Regions from separate parts of the Homo sapiens genome. Here region 2 is linked to region 1. A link is a contact called in ENCODE Hi-C or POLR2A ChIA-PET data. All regions are on one chromosome and are shown on one strand. The core of a region is the stretch at or near the end of the contact, and the rest is flanking DNA. Distances in the headings are between cores, read along the strand shown. Region 1 overlaps TAAR1 (trace amine associated receptor 1). Region 2 holds the start of VNN2 (vanin 2).

Region 1 (5,097 bases), core at 1,650-4,149:
GATATCCTGTGGGAAGCAGGAAATACTAGTCCAGAGTTCAGAGGGAAGGTCAAAGCTGGAAGTATTCATATGATACTCATCAGAGTGTAGACTATGCCATAATACAGCATGAAATCACCAAGGGAGTGGTTATGAATAGGAAAGGGAACTGAGGACTGAGACTTAGTGCCAGTGAGATGAAGAAGAACCGTAACAGCCACTGACAAGAGCAGCTTGTGAGATAGCAGAACCACAGCGGGGTGGTGACCCAGGAGCCGAGGGAAGAAATTGTTTCAAGGGGGAATTGAAAGGCCAAGCAAGAACTTGAGGCCTGATAACTTACCACTGGGTTTAGTAATGTAGAATAACTTGGTTAAGAACTGTTTTGGTGGAGTATTGATGATGAGATTCTCATTACAGTGAATTTTAAGAGATAGGATTAGAGGAATTAGAGACAGGGAGTATAAATGACTCAAAGGGTTCCTTTCTGATAAAGGGGTAGTCGATAAATGAAAGAAGATGTGAGCTTCAATAATTCTTTTAAGGTGGAAAGTATTACTGCATATTTGAGAGTGAAGGTATTTGGAAGAGAACCACTGAAGATGCAGGGGAGAGAGAGTTGGAGGGTATATCTTGGAATAGGCATAAAGAGATGGGTATGGGGCACATCTGAGGAAAGGCCTGTGATGGGAGAGAGTCCATTCATTTACAGTAATTTGCAGCAATAAGGGAGTGGGCTGAATATGTAAACAGGTATAGGCTGGAGGGATGTGGACATTCTCTTCTGATTGCATCACTTTTTTCAGTGAAACAGAATGCAAAGTCATTAGGTGAGAGTAAGGATGTGAATAAGTATTTGAGATTCAAGAAGGCATGAAATAGTCATCTCAGAGAGGAGAGGAATGAATGTAACAGGGAAATGGAGTAGGATTCCTGAGCAATTGTAATGGTCCATTTTTGTTACGAATTTAAAAGAAGGCTATTGTGTGTTTTTCTATGCCACATTCAGTGTGCCAGAGTGGAGTGAGAGGAAAACTGCATTTAACCAGTGTTCAAATTTAGCCAGGAAAGTATGTTAATGTGAGAGAGCTTAAGATAATGCCAGGAAATACTGGAATCTAAACTGAGTAAAGAGGTAGACATGAGTAAATGAAGGACAGTGGAAAGGTGTGTAAAATAAATGAATTGAGGGCTTCGAGTTGAAAAATTGTTGGAAAGGAAGCACTAGTGAAAAATTGTTGGAAAGGAAGCACATGGGCTGGGAGGACAGGATGTGAAGCTTGAAACCAATCATTTGGATGACTCTTGTCATTGATAATGACATCCGGGGATATGACCATGGAAGGTGAGATGAGATGGAGGCGAGTCTATGATTGTTAAAAGATAGAGGTCGATGAACTAAGAGTCCATTATTGGAAGGATCATTTAGGTGGACAATAAAATTGCTAAGAACTTTAGCAGGAGTAGCGTTACGGACAGTGACAGTAAGCCAGGAACTCATATCTTCAAGAAGTACAGAGAGATGACTTGGGAGTCTGTACATGCCTGCAATAGGAGGAAGTTGGTATGGTTTGTGTCCCCACTCAAATCTCATCTTGAATTGTAGTTCTCATAATCCCCACGTGTCATGGAAGGGACCTGGTGGGAGGTAATTGAATGATGGGGGAAGCTACCTCCATGCTGTTCTCATGATAGTGAGTGAGTTCTCATGAGATCTGATGGTTTTCTAAGGGGCTTTTACCCCACTTCACTCTGCACTTCTCCTTGCTGCCACCATGTGAAGAGGAATGTGTTTACTTCCCCTTCTACCATGACTGTAAGTTTCCTGAGGCCTTCCCAGCCCTGCGGAACTGTGAGTCAATTAAACCTCTTTCCTTTATAAATTACCCAGTCTCAGGCAGTTCTTTGTAGGAGTGTGAGAATGGACTAATACAGAGGTATAGCATGAAGACATGAACTTCAAAGCTTGCAAGGGGTTAGAGGTTAGGGTGGAAAGATCTTCAATGGCAATGAGTGTAAGTGGACACTTACTCTTTCTCCAGATCATATAATATGAAGAGGTACAAGGAATGTAGGAAAGAAAACAGCCGCCATTGACAAGGTTGCAGGGGAGAAGGTATCCTGAGGAGAGAGAGTTTTAGTTAGAACAAAGAGTGGGAAGCAGATTTAAAAAAAGAATTTTAGGAAATGGAATAAAGACCATGAGTCCCCAAGGGCACTCTTGGAAGGGTTTTGTGAGTAATACCACAATGGGAAATTGGTTTGGATTAGGAAATGAGTAGAGTAGTATAGAGATGAAATTCTGAACAATTAGGAATGGGTGGTTAATGGAATCCGGGACAAAGCTTATGATAGGGTTAGTGTTCATGACCTTCTGTTGGAAAGTTGAGGCACTCTGCCCGGGATTTCCTGCCTTGCTAGACAGATCTATTTTAAACTATAAGTTCTATCAACATATTTTTAATTCATATGTCATTTTCAAACATTAGATGATTAGATCATTTACACAGAACTGTTTACTTAGTTAGGTAATCAAACAGCAATTTGTTAACTTCCCATATTGCTATTGTATATTCAACCTGGAAACTTTGTATATACAGATAATAATTATCTCTAGCTTGTAAATTCTTAAAGCTGAAAGAAAAGAAACAAAAACACTATTTTGCCAGGTCCTTAGATAAGCTTTCAACTCACAATGTTGTCATAGAGCACTTAAACAAATAAATCTATTCAAAAACAATTTATAACACTTCAAAAAGCACTCATACAATGATGTTTAATATTCTTTAAGTTGGGCAGACAAATTATTCTACAGATGTGGCATTCATACTATCAACAATTTCTAAGATACTGTGCCTAAGGCTTGATGTCTCTTAAACCAGTATGTGCAAATATGAGCTTGCGGTAACCTCTGAGTCATTTTGGTCAGAGCCACAAAAAACAAGGCCTATGAATTTGCCAGATGGCGTTTTCATCTTCTGTGAATTTCCTCTTCTAAAAGTGAAATTTGTATTTTGCTTTATTTCCACCTTCCCTTACTTCTTTTTGAACCCTAGTTCCTACTGAGAGTCCCTACTCAATATGACATCAGGAAGAAATGTTTTTAAGAGTCAGGAATAAATAAACACTTCTGAACAGTGATTTTGAGTGTTGTGTGGTTCCTTTAGTAAGTCAACAAATAAGTAAAAGAAAGAAGGAAAAGAGAGGGAAATAGTGGAGGAAAAGTCTAACTAGAAAATATATAACTTAACTGATTGAGTTTAGTTAAATGCAAACTTAAATTTCATAGTAAGAAATCCATCATTGTTTTAATGAAATCATAATCGTAATTCAAATATTGCTTAGTTTAAATAACAGTTTTTGTTTGCTGTTTAGCTTCTATCATGGAATGAGCCTGTGTGTCTTTTTAAATAAATCTTACAGATTTATTTGGTATAAATATGTTTCCTTCTGGGAATAGAAGACCAAAGGAGATTAGGGGAAAAATGTTCCAAATTTATTAAAATATACATTTTCATACCTAGATATTGCATTTCTCTCATTCTAAACCATCAGCCCAGAGGGAAGGGAAAAAGATAAAAAGGAAGGCAGACTCCTGGAATTCTAGGAATTGTTGCTGTTTTCTAGCATTTTCCTACCAAAGTGATAGACTATAGGACTTCATTGCCAGAAATTTGTACTCTTCCCCAAGCTCTTTCTCCTTCCTTCCTTCTTTCCTTCCTTCCTTTCTTTCTTCTTTCTTTCTTTCTTTCTTTCTTTCTTTCTTTCTTTCTTTCTTTCTTTCTTTCTTTCCTTTTTCTTTCTTTCTTTTTTCTTTCTCTTTCTTTCTTTCCTTTCTCCTTCCTTCCTTCCTTCCTTTCTTTTTTCTTTCTTCCTTCCTTCCCTCCTCCTCTCCTTTCCTCCCTCCCTCCCTTCCTTTCTTCCTTCTTCCTTTCTTTCTCTCTCTTTTCTTTCTTCCTTTCTCTCTCTCTCCCCCCTCTTCTCTTTATATATATGTACATGTCTGTGTATGTGTTATATATGTGTGTGTGTGTGTGTGTGTGTGTGTGTGTGCATGCGTATGTGTGTGTGTAAGTCCAAGTTCTAGAATTTAGCTCAGAATTACAGGGTCATATAGAAACAAAAGGGACAGTTTCAAACTGAGTCCCCTGGAACTTTGAGGTTCTTCAGTGAAGTACAAGAAGAGGAGGCCTAGTAGAAGATGCCTACTCATAATAATTTTTTTTACCTGTTTTATAAAGTGAGATTTATTGGATTTCAGAACTTAAAAACTAAAAAGGTTGTGTGCCTTGCCCACGGCCCACATGGAAACTCAGCTTCCCTGGGCTCTCACCTCAGTGCTCTTTGCACCATGCCACTTCACTTCTTACCATAGACTTTAGTCTGTATATCAAAAATCCTTAATAAGTGGGACCACAATATCATTCTTCACTAGTAGGTGCCATTATTTAAGACATCATAAATTCTTATATGAAAATTTAAAGCTTAATTTTTAAAAATTGACCTCAAGTTGGTTCTTTCTGCAATAGAGAGAAAGACTGGACTGATATCAAAGAAACTGAACTAGTAATTGAGACCACAGCTCATATTCAAGCTTTAATGATTTGTGAATTAAACTTCAATTTCTTGCCAGTAAAATGAGGTTAATGAAGCATGTCATGTCTTCCTTACAAAAAATGATGTTGGTCTTATAAATGTCAAATAAAACTGTAACTGAAATAATGCATGGAATATATGTAGAAGTACTTTGCAAGCTGCAAATAAATATATGTAAGCTTCTTCTTATTACAATTAATTATAAAATAAGAAATATATAATTTACGTATGACCAAGTGCAGAAGTGGGCATAGTGCGTATTAATTCTGCACAAGAGGCACATTTAAAAGACTTCTTGTCTTTTTCATAAACATATTTTAATTCCAAATTTTCTGGCAATTTCTTTCTACCCTTTACAATGTAAGTCTCCCCCACTAGACTGGCTTCCTATGGACACAGATTGTTTCCATAGATTAAGATGTGTGATCATAATCATCATTTGATCTTCTCTGACCTACAAATGTGGCAGTTTCATATAGTTCAACCTAATAATTTAGCTTCATATTTCTAGAAGAATGTCCA
Region 2 (5,097 bases), core at 1,668-4,167, 110 kb before region 1:
ATTTCTATCTTTTACAGCCAAGGACAGAGAAAAACATCCAGATTTGGGAACACAATAACAGATATGATTGTCCCCACTTCTACTGCCAAAATTATAAAACTGTTAACTCCTCCTCATCAGCTTACCTGACTACTTAAAAGCAAAAGAGTTAATTAAGTATTACTAATTGGTGATACTAGATCAATGAAGGTAGGTCATGGCCCAAATTGTACTTATGGAGATGGAAGAGCTTAATTGTTTTTATTAGGCATCAACTGCATCAGAAATTTCATTAGCACTTAGCAAATTTGCCTATGGTCTTCTTAAGGTGATCATTTTGAATTGGGTTCTTTAAAAGACATGAATGACTGGCTGCAGTGACTGACACCTATAATCTCAGCACTTTCAGAAGCCAAGGTGGGTGGATTGCTTGAGCTCGGGAGTTTGAAACAAGCCTGGGCAACATGGTGAAACTTCCTCTCTACAAAAAATAACAAAAATTAGCCTGACATGTTGGTGCGTACCTGGTGTTCCAGCTACTAGCGAGGCTGAGGTGGAAGGATCACTTGAGCCTGGGAGGTGGAGGCTGAAGTGAGCCATGATCATACCACTGCACTCCAGCCTGAGCAATAGAGCAAGACTCTGTCTCAAAACAAAAAAACAAAAAACAAAAAAACCCCAAAAGACACGAGTGTTCAGACACTCAGTTGCAGACATTAAAAGAGAGCACAGACACATGTGCTGTTTTAGGTATAAAGGAAAGACTCTGGAATCAGGAATGAGAAGCGAACATCCTGCTCTGTCGCTCTAGCTCTCTATGCCTCAGATTCCTATCCTGTAATAAGTGGGCATTTGGGTTACATGATTTCTAAACTCTAACAGCACTCATAATCTATTATATACCAATCACCTATGCTAATTTACTAATTATACACTAGATAGTATGGTTATATACTAACAGTCTATTATACAATCTGCTAAAAATTCATAAAAATATCTATCCCTTTACATTTTCCACAAAAGGGCTTGACCATTTTTCCTGAATTATTTTTAGTTTTCTGCTCTATAGAGATAAGAAAAGTTATTCCTTTAATAGAAACTTCTATTCAAAGCAGAAAATATGAGCAGATCTTATTTATAGCCCCTAGGCCCCATTCTTAACAAAACATTTATCTCAGTAAGAAGGAAAGCACAGAATAAACTTTGTTTAATCGTACCTACTCTTCTATGCTGTCTAAAAGCATTTCCGTGACTTTTACCAAAGGGCTGGATAAAAATAAAACAAATCCTTTATTTGGCAGGATTGGGCCTGGGGAAGGGAGAATATGAATGTCCTAAGAAGGCATCTGAGATCACATCCTGTATTTGTTGTTATTATTGTTTTTTTTTTTTTTTTTTTTTTTGAGACGGAGTTTCGCTCTGTCGCCCAGCCTGGAGCGCAATGGTGTGATCTCAGCTCACTGCAGCCTCTGCCTCCTGGGTTCCAGCGATTCTCCTGCCTCAGCCTCCCGAGTAGCTGGGATTACAGGCGCCCACCACCACGACCAGCTACTTTTTGTGTTTTTGGTAGAGATGGGGGGTTCCACTATGTTGGCCAGGCTGGTCTTGAACTCCTGACCTCAGGTGATCTGCCTGCCTCGGCCTCCCAAAGTGCTAGGATTACAGGCATGAGCCACTGCACCTGGCCTGTTAGCATTGTTTTTAAACTCATTGTTGTTATTTGCTGCTAACAAAAATGTAAGTTACATCTTCTCCTTATTACAACACAGATGATCTTTATCACCAATCCTGGACTCTTCCCCTTCCCTGGCATCTTCCTCCAAAGCAGGGGGTGGGGAGGGAGGAAAAAGAAGGAGGAGAAGGAGTAGGAGGAGAAGGAGAAGTAGGGGGAGGATGGGGAGGGAAGGGTGAAAGAGAGAAAGAAGGAAAGAAGCGGAGTATCCTGAGGCCTGGGGCCCCTGAGCTGAGATTCCTCCTCTGGCCTAGGTGCCTCGGGGTATTGTTGCTGTAGGCACTAACTATACAGCAGTGAACAAACCAGACACAAAATCCTGCTTTTCTGGAGCACATGTTTTCAGTCCTTAATAGCAATAAGTAAGTCAGAGTGTAGATTTGGGTAAATTTTGTTATCAATATTGTCCTGTGTTACATTTTCTTAGTAGTAAGTATTTAATATTTTCCCCCCCGTCTAAAAATAAACACAATGTAAGTGACTCAACAGAACCAAAAAAATTGTTGTCAATTTTTAAATTTAATAAATGAGATATTTGTTGGGATGTGATTTTTTTACACGAGAGTTAGTTATGAGTTTCTATTAACAAAAGCTGGAATTGTTCTATATTTGAATTCGGGTGTCTTTTGGAAATTCAATATTAAATCTTAGTACTAATAGTACATGCTGTTCAATCCCTGTAATACTTTCTGATTGTCTTAAATGGACTGCAACTTTTCTTTCTTTAAAAGTGGTCAGATATATTGCGTTCTTAAGATTATAAAGTAGGCCAAGTGCAGTGGCTCACGCCTGTAATCCCAGCACTTTGAGAGGCTGAGGTGGATGGATCACAAGATCAGGAGTTTGAGACCAGCCTGGCCAATATTGTGAAACCCCATCTCTACTAAAAATACAAAAATTAGCTGGACGTGGTGGCGCGCACCTGTAGTCCTAGCTGTTTCAGAGACTGAAGAAGGACAATCGCTTGAACCTGGGAGGTGGAAGTTGTAGTGAGCTGAGCTTGCGCCACTGCATTCCAGCCTGGGTGACAGAGCAAACTCCGCCTCAAAAAAAAAAAAAAAAAAAAAAAAGAAGAAGAAGAAGAAGAAGAAGAAGAAGAAGAAGAAGAAAAATGATGATAAAGTAAAAGGCCAGTAACTGGCAGCCACATGTTATGCAAACATTCTCCCCTCTGTAAATACTACATGAATGTTATTTTTGCTTTCAGAAATCACTAAACCTTGGCCATGGTCACTTCCTCTTTTCCAATCTCTGTGGCAGTTTTTGCCCTAATAACCCTGCAGGTTGGTACTCAGGACAGTTTTATAGCTGCAGTGTATGAACATGCTGTCATTTTGCCAAATAAAACAGAAACACCAGTTTCTCAGGAGGATGCCTTGAATCTCATGAACGAGAATATAGACATTCTGGAGACAGCGATCAAGCAGGCAGCTGAGCAGGTATTCTCTTATTTCTGTTAATCATAATGTACACGAGGGGCATGGGAGCTGGTGGAAGACGAGAGAGCTGAATTGTCTGTGTTGTACATGGAAAAATCATTTTTATTTTGCTTGTTTTGAACAGGGTGCTCGAATCATTGTGACTCCAGAAGATGCACTTTATGGATGGAAATTTACCAGGGAAACTGTTTTCCCTTATCTGGAGGATATCCCAGACCCTCAGGTGAACTGGATTCCGTGTCAAGACCCCCACAGGTATTTTAACTATCTTAGTCTTTTGTGCAAAAGTAACTCTCTAAAATGCGCACGTTCACCAAAGCAAAATGATTGCTCTTGAATTACCATATATGTGGTATATGTTATGGTTATATTTATCTCAACATTTGTCAGATTTTAAAAAATTGTACTTAGATACTATTTAACAATCTTTTGTGATTGAAAATCTTTATTAAATTTTGAGAAAATGTGTAAATAGGGTATTCCTGCAAGAAAAACTAAGGGAAGAGATCTCATAGATACAAGTAGTAACTTAATTTCTGAAGTAGACAGTGGATTGTGTTAGGAATACATTCCAAAGCCTCTGCTGAAGGGACACCCTTTCAATGTTATAGAGTCTCTCCATTCCAGAGTTGCTTCTTAGGCAGAAAGACTTCACCATGTATTTTCAAGTGAATCATAAGACCTTATGCTTTGAAACTGCATTTTCCTAGGCTCACAAATCTAATTTTCCTGGGAAAAGGTTATCTAGAAACCTTCTAATATATATTAAAAATCTGGGTCCTACTGTCATCCTGGAGGTGTCAACGTGGCAGTTGCATGGACAAGTCTGGCATGAAAAGACAAAATTATATCTGGAGATAGAAAATCAAATGTCAGCATATAGATGGTGTTAAACACCATGATGAGTTCACCTGTGGAGTGAGTTAGAGAAGAGTTTAGGTATAAGGCTTGAGCACTAGGAAATTCTAGTGTTTAGACTCGGAAGAAAACGAGGAATCAGCAGAAGAGTCGAAGAAGAGCAACCAATAAATAGGAAAATGAGAGGGTGGGTCCAATAGAGAAGTGAGGTGTTTCCAGAAGGAGGTGTAATTAACTGTGCCAACTGCTGTTGAAAAGTTAAGATGAGATCAGGTAAAATGTGGGGGTCACTGCTGGCATTAGTAAGAGTTTGGGTGATAGAGATACAAGTTGGAGTGCTCTGAAAGGGAATGGGAGAGGAGGAACTGGCAACAGCAAGAGGGACTGATCTTTTGAGGAGTTTTGCTTTAAGAGAGAGATGAGGATTAAAGCAATATTTGGAAGGGCATGTTTGGAAAGGTCAAAAGAGGTTTTAATTTTATTTTTTAAAGATGGGAGGTACTAGAGGATATTTCATTGCTGATGGGATGTTTCAGTAGAGAGGAGACCCTTGATGAGGCAGGAGACCGAATAATGAATTTCTGGAGCAATAGATACCGTGTGGGAAGCATTCATCAAGTGTATAATCATCTGTGGCTTTTAAAGTATGATATTTTTAGGCATAGTTTTTGTATTAACTTAAGTTCCACTTAAGTGGTTACAGTTGCTATCGTTTCCATATAAAGTGACTAAAATATTTTTTTAAAATTGAAATTTCTTAATTATAATTTGGTTTAGATTTGGTCACACACCAGTACAAGCAAGACTCAGCTGCCTGGCCAAGGACAACTCTATCTATGTCTTGGCAAATTTGGGGGACAAAAAGCCATGTAATTCCCGTGACTCCACATGTCCTCCTAATGGCTACTTTCAATACAATACCAATGTGGTGTATAATACAGAAGGAAAACTCGTGGCACGTTACCATAAGGTAAGAGAGAGTGACGGACGTGTAAAATGGAGCGTGTTGTGAGTGGTCAATGCTGGGTTTAGGAGTTTGAATTTCATTCCCTATATGATACAATATTACTAGAGGGTTTTTTTGTTTTG

Evidence for each region. Hi-C counts contacts between places; a loop is a spot of excess contacts on that map. ChIA-PET counts read pairs that join two places held with the same protein, here RNA polymerase II (POLR2A). Pooled maps may share reads with other maps.
Region 2: a loop to region 1 is called in a pooled map, with 2.4 times the contacts of the local background. The contact joins the promoter of VNN2 here to the enhancer-like site in region 1. A Hi-C loop is called at or near these places in 1 of 37 single-sample maps with no recorded cell type and 7 of 50 pooled maps. POLR2A ChIA-PET finds 5 or more read pairs at or near these places in 2 of 52 experiments (both activated T-cell).

What each region holds. Positions count from the first base shown.
Region 1 is chr6:132,646,298-132,651,394 of GRCh38, reverse strand. All of the region lies in intron 1 of TAAR1 (trace amine associated receptor 1), which reads left to right. Among named protein-coding and RNA genes, the nearest start is that of TAAR1, 10 kb to the left of the region's middle. RefSeq lists silencers at 87-156, 167-216. Within about 2 kb of position 2,899, at least 2 of the 41 ENCODE cell types and tissues checked have a DNase peak (open chromatin) inside an H3K27ac peak, as active enhancers do.
Region 2 is chr6:132,755,724-132,760,820 of GRCh38, reverse strand. VNN2 (vanin 2) reads left to right here and starts at 2,917. Exons shown (of 7, transcript NM_004665.6): 1 at 2,917-3,150; 2 at 3,275-3,405; 3 at 4,786-4,978. The coding sequence starts at 2,938. RefSeq lists an enhancer at 381-570.